Linked DNA regions of Homo sapiens: region 2 is linked to region 1. Evidence: chromatin loops called from intact Hi-C (ENCODE). Cell type or tissue: chondrocyte. All regions are shown on one strand. Each heading gives the region's core, and the rest is flanking DNA. Links, peaks and the distances in the headings are about the cores only.

Region 1 (2,898 bases), core at 101-2,600:
GCCCACCTGGCGCGGCGGCCCGGAGGCGGCGGGCGCCGGGGCCAGGCGGTTGGAGCGGCGGGGCGGCCCCCGCCGCGGCGCTCGGCTCCCGGGAGGGGGGCTCGGGGCCGGCCCCAGAAGCCATTTCGTTTTGTGCAAGTCACATGAAAGCGGCTTCCCGCGCGCCGGGGCCGCGATGCCGGCGGCGGCGGGGAGAGCGCGAGCTCCATTGTGCAGGCTCCGAGCGGGCCGCCGCCGCCGTCTCCTCCCCGCGCACCCCGGCCCGCGCCCCGCCGCCCTCCGCCAGCCCCGGCCCGCCCGGCCGCCCGCTCCCGCCTCCCGGGCCCGGCGCCCTCGAGTCTGCGGAGTTTGCAGAGCGCGAGCCGTTTAAATTTAGCGCTTTGGGCTGCCTGGAGCGAGGGCTCTCGGCGACCAGGAAAGATGGGGGCGAGCGCTGGGAGCCAGCGGCCAGGGGCGCGGGGCGCCCACGTCCCACCCCGCTCTGCGCGGCGCCCCGGGCGGGGGGCTCGGGCCAGCCGATGTTTTTGGCCAGAAGCCGTTCGTCCTGGGCCGCGGCTGCCTCTCCACACCGGGAGCTCGTGTTTGTTTTGCGGAGGGAGCTGTTGTTTTTGTTCTCTGCACCGGGGAGAGGGGGACTTGGTGGCGGCCGCGCGTGGTTTTCGGGATCACATTAGCGTCCGCCCGGCGTGGCCCGGTCGACATTAAGGGGATCGAACCTTTCCGCGGCCTCGTCGGGGTCTGCTCGGAATCGGCCCCTGGGCCAGGCCCGAGGCGCAAGCAGATCGCCAGGTTGGGTCAGAGTTGTTGAAAACTCCCCGCTGCCTGATTTCAACTTTATTATTTTTTTCCCACGCCTTCACTGGGGTCCCGGAGGGAGAGGAGCCGCCGCAACGCTGGCTCTGAGTGTCAGCGCCCGCGGGCTCGTCTCGACCCTTTATTTCGAGCCTGGAAGCTGGGCAGGCCCTGTGGCAGGGGATGTTTACGTTTGGGGGTGTCGTTTCTCGAGTAGCGCCTCGGTCTCTAAAAGCCACTGGGGGCGAGCCTCCGGTGTGGCGGTGTCACAAGTTAGCTGTCCTTTCTGAGTCAAACCCAACAAAAAAGGCAAGAGGAAAATCAATAAAGTCCACGTGCTCCCCGGCCTCCTATGGAAAGGGCTGGCTGCGATGGCCGGATGCCCGGCCGTGGGCTGGGTTTGGCTCCAGTGGGACAAAGAATTTTCAGAACCGTGAGAAGGGGAGGCTTTCCAAAGTTGAGATCCAAGTCGTCGGTGTCTCGGGAGCTCCCCTGGTACACAGGGTGCCCGGTGCCCGACTGGAGCCATTTAAAAATGGCAGAAACAGCTGCAGGCCAACACACACACGCTGGAAAACAACCCGCAGCCCCCTCTACTGTGGGATTCCCCGCGGGAAGCCCGGAGTTGCTCCCCTCCTTGCCTCAGCCCCTGTGCAAAGAAAGAACTGGTGTCTGTGCCTGGGTCCCTTCTGTCGCCGGCCTGGAGGTTGGGAAACAGCCGGCAAGCCGCCTTTCTCTGCTCGAGGAGGCGTGGTGGGGCCTCCTACTCCAGGTTCCCGGCTGGACAGAGGCTCCTGCACCCTGACAGCTGCTCCCGCAGAGCGGCCAGCTGCTCTGCAGGGAGGGCAGATGGAGAGATGGGGCTTCCCACCCCGCGGGCCCCGGGGCGGCCGGCCTGGAGGCCTTCCAGCCCGCTGACCCCGCGGGGACCAGGCCTGTAGTTGGAGCTTGAGGGGCTGTACCTCTGCGCCTCCCTGGGTTTGGGGAAACAACACATCGTGTCCTCTGAAGACCTCAGGCTTTGGGATCTCATGGTCCAGCTTCCAGTTCACTTCGTTGCCGCGACCTTGGGCATATCATTGTCACTTCTCTAACCATGGTGACCCGGGGTTTTGTGCTTGGCTTCCAGGTCCCCTCGGGTTATTGAGGACGATTGAGGTCATGCCTCCGAGAGCACCGCGCCCTGGGCGCAGGAGGAGCTGTTGCTCAGTGTTGTCTGTGTTGTAAGGTGGACTTTGTAGAAACTTGGCTTTGAGGTTTTTTGTTTTTTTTTTTTTTTGGCCCCTTCTAAGCGAAAGCCTTGGACTTATTGCCCAGGTTTCTCTGGCCCCTGAGAAGCCATATCTCACCTTCCCCGCGCCTTCGGATTGGGTCTTAGACTCAGCCCATGAGACTGTGGGTTGTTTATTAATTGTGTGGTCACCAACCATGCATTTCACCACTGGTGGGGGGGTGGGGTTGCCAGGTTTAACCAGATAAAAATACAGCACACCCAGTTAAATTTGAATTTCAGATAAACAATGAAAGATTTTTTTAAAAATAAATGTTTTTGAGTATGTCTCATGCAATATTTGGGACACACTTATACTAAAACATTATCTAATTTATCTGAAATGCAAATTTAACAGGGCACCCTGTATTTTACCCAGAGGGAAGCCGAAGTGTTTGGCAGATCATTTGGCCCCATGAGCCTTGGGTGGGTTTCTCCTCAGCCCTAGTGACCCCTAAAATTACCCCCCCGACCCACCCACTGTCCCCTGATGCTTCCCCCACCCCCGGAAAAAGCTGTGGCCTCCCTCTCATTTGGGGCAGGCTGCCTCCTGTTCTCTTTTTCTGGTGTTTCAGCAAGGCAGGCCAGTGGAGGTGAGGTGACCAGAAGATGGCTAAAGGGAAAACAAAATGGTGGGCCTCTTTTTGGGAAACTGGGCCAGGGTTTGGGGGCCCTGTGCTGGTGGAGGAGAGAAGACCCCAGGGCGATGGTAGGAGACGAAAGCTTGGGCTGCAGCGTAAGCTTGGAGGCCCGCTGCGGTGGCTCACGCCTGTAATCCCAGAGCTTTGGGAGGCTGAGACAGGAGGATTGCTTGAGCCCAGGAGTTTGAGACCAGC
Region 2 (2,898 bases), core at 315-2,814, 99 kb before region 1:
TAAGACTGGCTGACTGGGAATAGAAAAGGTGAATAAATGGTGAGTAGCAGCACATATGGAATCATGATATTTTATTTCTTTTTAAAGAAAACCCAAAGAGGTAGCAAGTCAAAGCTTTCCTTACAATTGGAGGATGCAGAAACAGATGAGCTTTTAAGAGACCTGAGCACACAAATTGAATTTCTTGATTTGGATCAAATCAGTCCTGAGGAACAACAGATTAGTTCCCCTGAAAGGCAGCCCTCAGGAGAGCTTGAGGAGAAAACCGACCGGATGCCCCAAGATGAACTGGGACAAGAAAGAAGGGACTTGGAGCCAGAAAACAGAGAGGAGGGACAAGAAAGGAGAGTATCCGACATCCAGTCCAAAGCAGGGATCTCCCGGGAGTCACTGGTGTCCAGCACCACAGAGGACATTCTGTTTCAAAAGGATAAAAGCACCCCGGTGTATCCCTTGGTAAGTGTAATGCTTTTAAATCTCCCCCAGTGCTTTTGAGAGTGTTGCGCAATAGGGGAATTTTATGCATGTTGGGGGAAAAAGAATACCACCAGAAGGATACTTTTTAAACTAATAATAGACTTGTGTTTTTTTTTTTAAGACAGTCTTGCTTTGTCGCCCAGGCTGGAGTGCAGTGGCACGATCTTGGCTCACTGCAGCCTCCACCTCCCAGGTTCAAGCAATTCTTGTGCCTCAGTCTCCCGAGTAGCTAGGATTACAGGCATGAGCCACCACGCCTGGCTAATTTTTGTATTTTTAGTAGAGATGGCGTCTCGCCACGCCATGTTGGCCAGGTTGGTCTTGAACTCCTGACCTCAGATCATCCACCTGCTTCGGTCTCCCAAAGTGCTGGGATTACAGGCGTGAGCCACCACGCCCGGCCTAGACTTGTGTCTTTTTTTTTTTTTTTTTTTTTTGGAGACACAGTTTCACTCTTTTTGCCCAGGCTGGAGTGCAATGGCACGATCTTGGCTCACTGCAACCTCCGCCTCCCGGGTTCAAGCGATTCTCCTGCCTCAGCCTCCCAAGTAGCTGGGATTACAGGCGCCTGCCACCATGCCTGGCTTTTTTTGTATTTTTAGTAGAGATGGGATTTCACCATGTTGGCCAGGGTGATCTCGATCTCTGGACCTCGTGATCCGCCCACCTCGGCCTCCCAAAGTGCTGGGATTACAGGCGTGAGCCACCACGCCCGGCCTAGACTTGTGTCTTTTAAAGTTCGGTTAAGAGCTCCGACTGGAACACGTGTGACTGAACATGAACTTGAGAGCGGCATCTGCGTTCAATGGTGTTGCTCAGCAGGCAGGAAATTCCAGACATAGTTTGTCTGTTGCATAGGGTGCTATTTCACGTGGGAGATCCAAACTCCATTCCGCCCCTTTCCCCAGCTTCCTCCTCCCCCTTTCCTTCCCGCTTCCTCTCCCTCTTCTTCCCTTCCCTCTTCTTCCCCTCCCCTCTCCTTTCCCTTTTCTCTCTTCCCTCCTGTCTCCTCTCCTTTTTTCTCTCACATTGTAAAACTCCTCCTTCATGCTGCCAATTCCACCCCTTCCCCTTCTTGCCTCACCTCTTCTGCCTTTATCTTTACATGACCCCAAAACCATCCATTCCAAGAGGGTCCCAGAGTGGAAGGTAATGGAGGAGTGAAAGCCGCAGTGAAAAGCCCCAGGCAGTCCAGAGGAATCTGCCTTTGCCACTGCTGAAAATATTCCAGGGAGGCACCATCTGCGAGGAGTAAAAATATTATCATTTACCAGGAGAAGGAAAAGGAGGAGTTTTTTCCTTCTTCCTCCATCTGCTACTTTCTGAAAATTGTTTCCTAGGATTCATCCTTCCTGTAGATTCATGCCTTTGGAAGATGTGGAAGCGATTGAATGGATATCAAATACTTAATGTAGTTCCTAAGACATAGTGAGTACTCAGTAAGTGTCCGCAACTGTGTGTCATGACGATGACGGTGGCAAGACGTCTGGAGGGAAATGCAGGCAACTGGAAACCTCCTTTCTGCATATGGGCTTCATTTGAGCCCCGTGTGACAGCCTCTCTCCCACAGCTTGCAACTGTTCACTCCGAGAGAAAGAATAATTGAGCTTTAGGGCTCACAAAGACTCTTGTCTTGTTTAGCCAGCAAACATAAATCAGGCAATGTCTCTAAGAAGGTGTATTCTTTGTGTCAGGGGCACAGCTATCTGGACTTGGCAAGAGCCACTCCCCCAAGTTTTGGGTCTCGCTTAGCCTTGGTCTCACTGCGGAACCAAAACGGCAGAACCAAAAATTTTCTAGACTGTCTTCCTTTACAAATTACTTTAGCTTTTATTTATTTATTTATTTTTTGAGGTGGAGTCTTGCTCTGTCACCTAGGCTGGAGTGCAGTGGCGTGATCTTGGATCACTGCAACCTCCACCTCCTGGGTTCAAGTGATTCTCCTGCCTCAGCCTCCCGAGTAGCTGGGACTACAGGCATGCACCACCACGCCCAGCTAATTTTTTGTAATTTTTTTTTTTTTTTTTTTTTTTTTAGTAGAGACGGAGTTTCACCGTGTTAGCCCGGATGGTCTTGATCTCCTGACCATGCAATCTGCCCGCCTAGGCCTCCCAGAGTGCTGGGATTACAGGCGTGAGCCACCATGCCCGGCCTTTTTTAAGAGACAGAGCCCTGCTGTGTTGCCCAGGCTGGACTAGAACTCAATCCTCCCACTTCAGCCTCCTGACATTTCTTTAGCTTATTGCATGTATCTTCTTTCTTCTTTCTTTTTCCTTCACTTTCTTTTTCTTTCTCTCTTTCTCCTTTATTATTTTTTTCTTTTTGTTTATTTTGAGACAGGCTCTCACTCTATCACCCAGACTGGAGTGCAGTGGTGCGATCATGGTTCACTGCAACCTCCGTCTCCTGGGTTCAATGGAT

The links. Peaks named below come from ENCODE experiments on the same cell type or tissue, not always from the same donor. Only the 100,000 strongest peaks of a DNase experiment are listed, where the experiment ranks them.
Region 2: a loop joins it to region 1, with 3 times the contacts of the local background. A loop is called at or near these places in 53 of 110 quality-filtered maps.

Annotation. Positions count from the first base shown.
Region 1 is chr12:122,022,407-122,025,304 of GRCh38, forward strand. All of the region lies in intron 1 of BCL7A (BAF chromatin remodeling complex subunit BCL7A), which reads left to right. Among named protein-coding and RNA genes, the nearest start is that of BCL7A, 2.0 kb to the left of the region's middle. RefSeq lists an enhancer at 31-846 and silencers at 37-196, 1,677-1,766. In chondrocyte, for the core only: CTCF peaks have their summits at 1,375 and 1,581; a DNase peak (open chromatin) is centred at 1,558.
Region 2 is chr12:121,923,535-121,926,432 of GRCh38, forward strand. It overlaps CFAP251 (cilia and flagella associated protein 251), which reads left to right. Exons shown (of 22, transcript NM_144668.6): 3 at 88-456. Among named protein-coding and RNA genes, the nearest start is that of CFAP251, 6.4 kb to the left of the region's middle. RefSeq lists enhancers at 948-1,626, 1,189-1,483. In chondrocyte, for the core only: no CTCF peak of the experiment used is centred there; no DNase peak of the experiment used is centred there.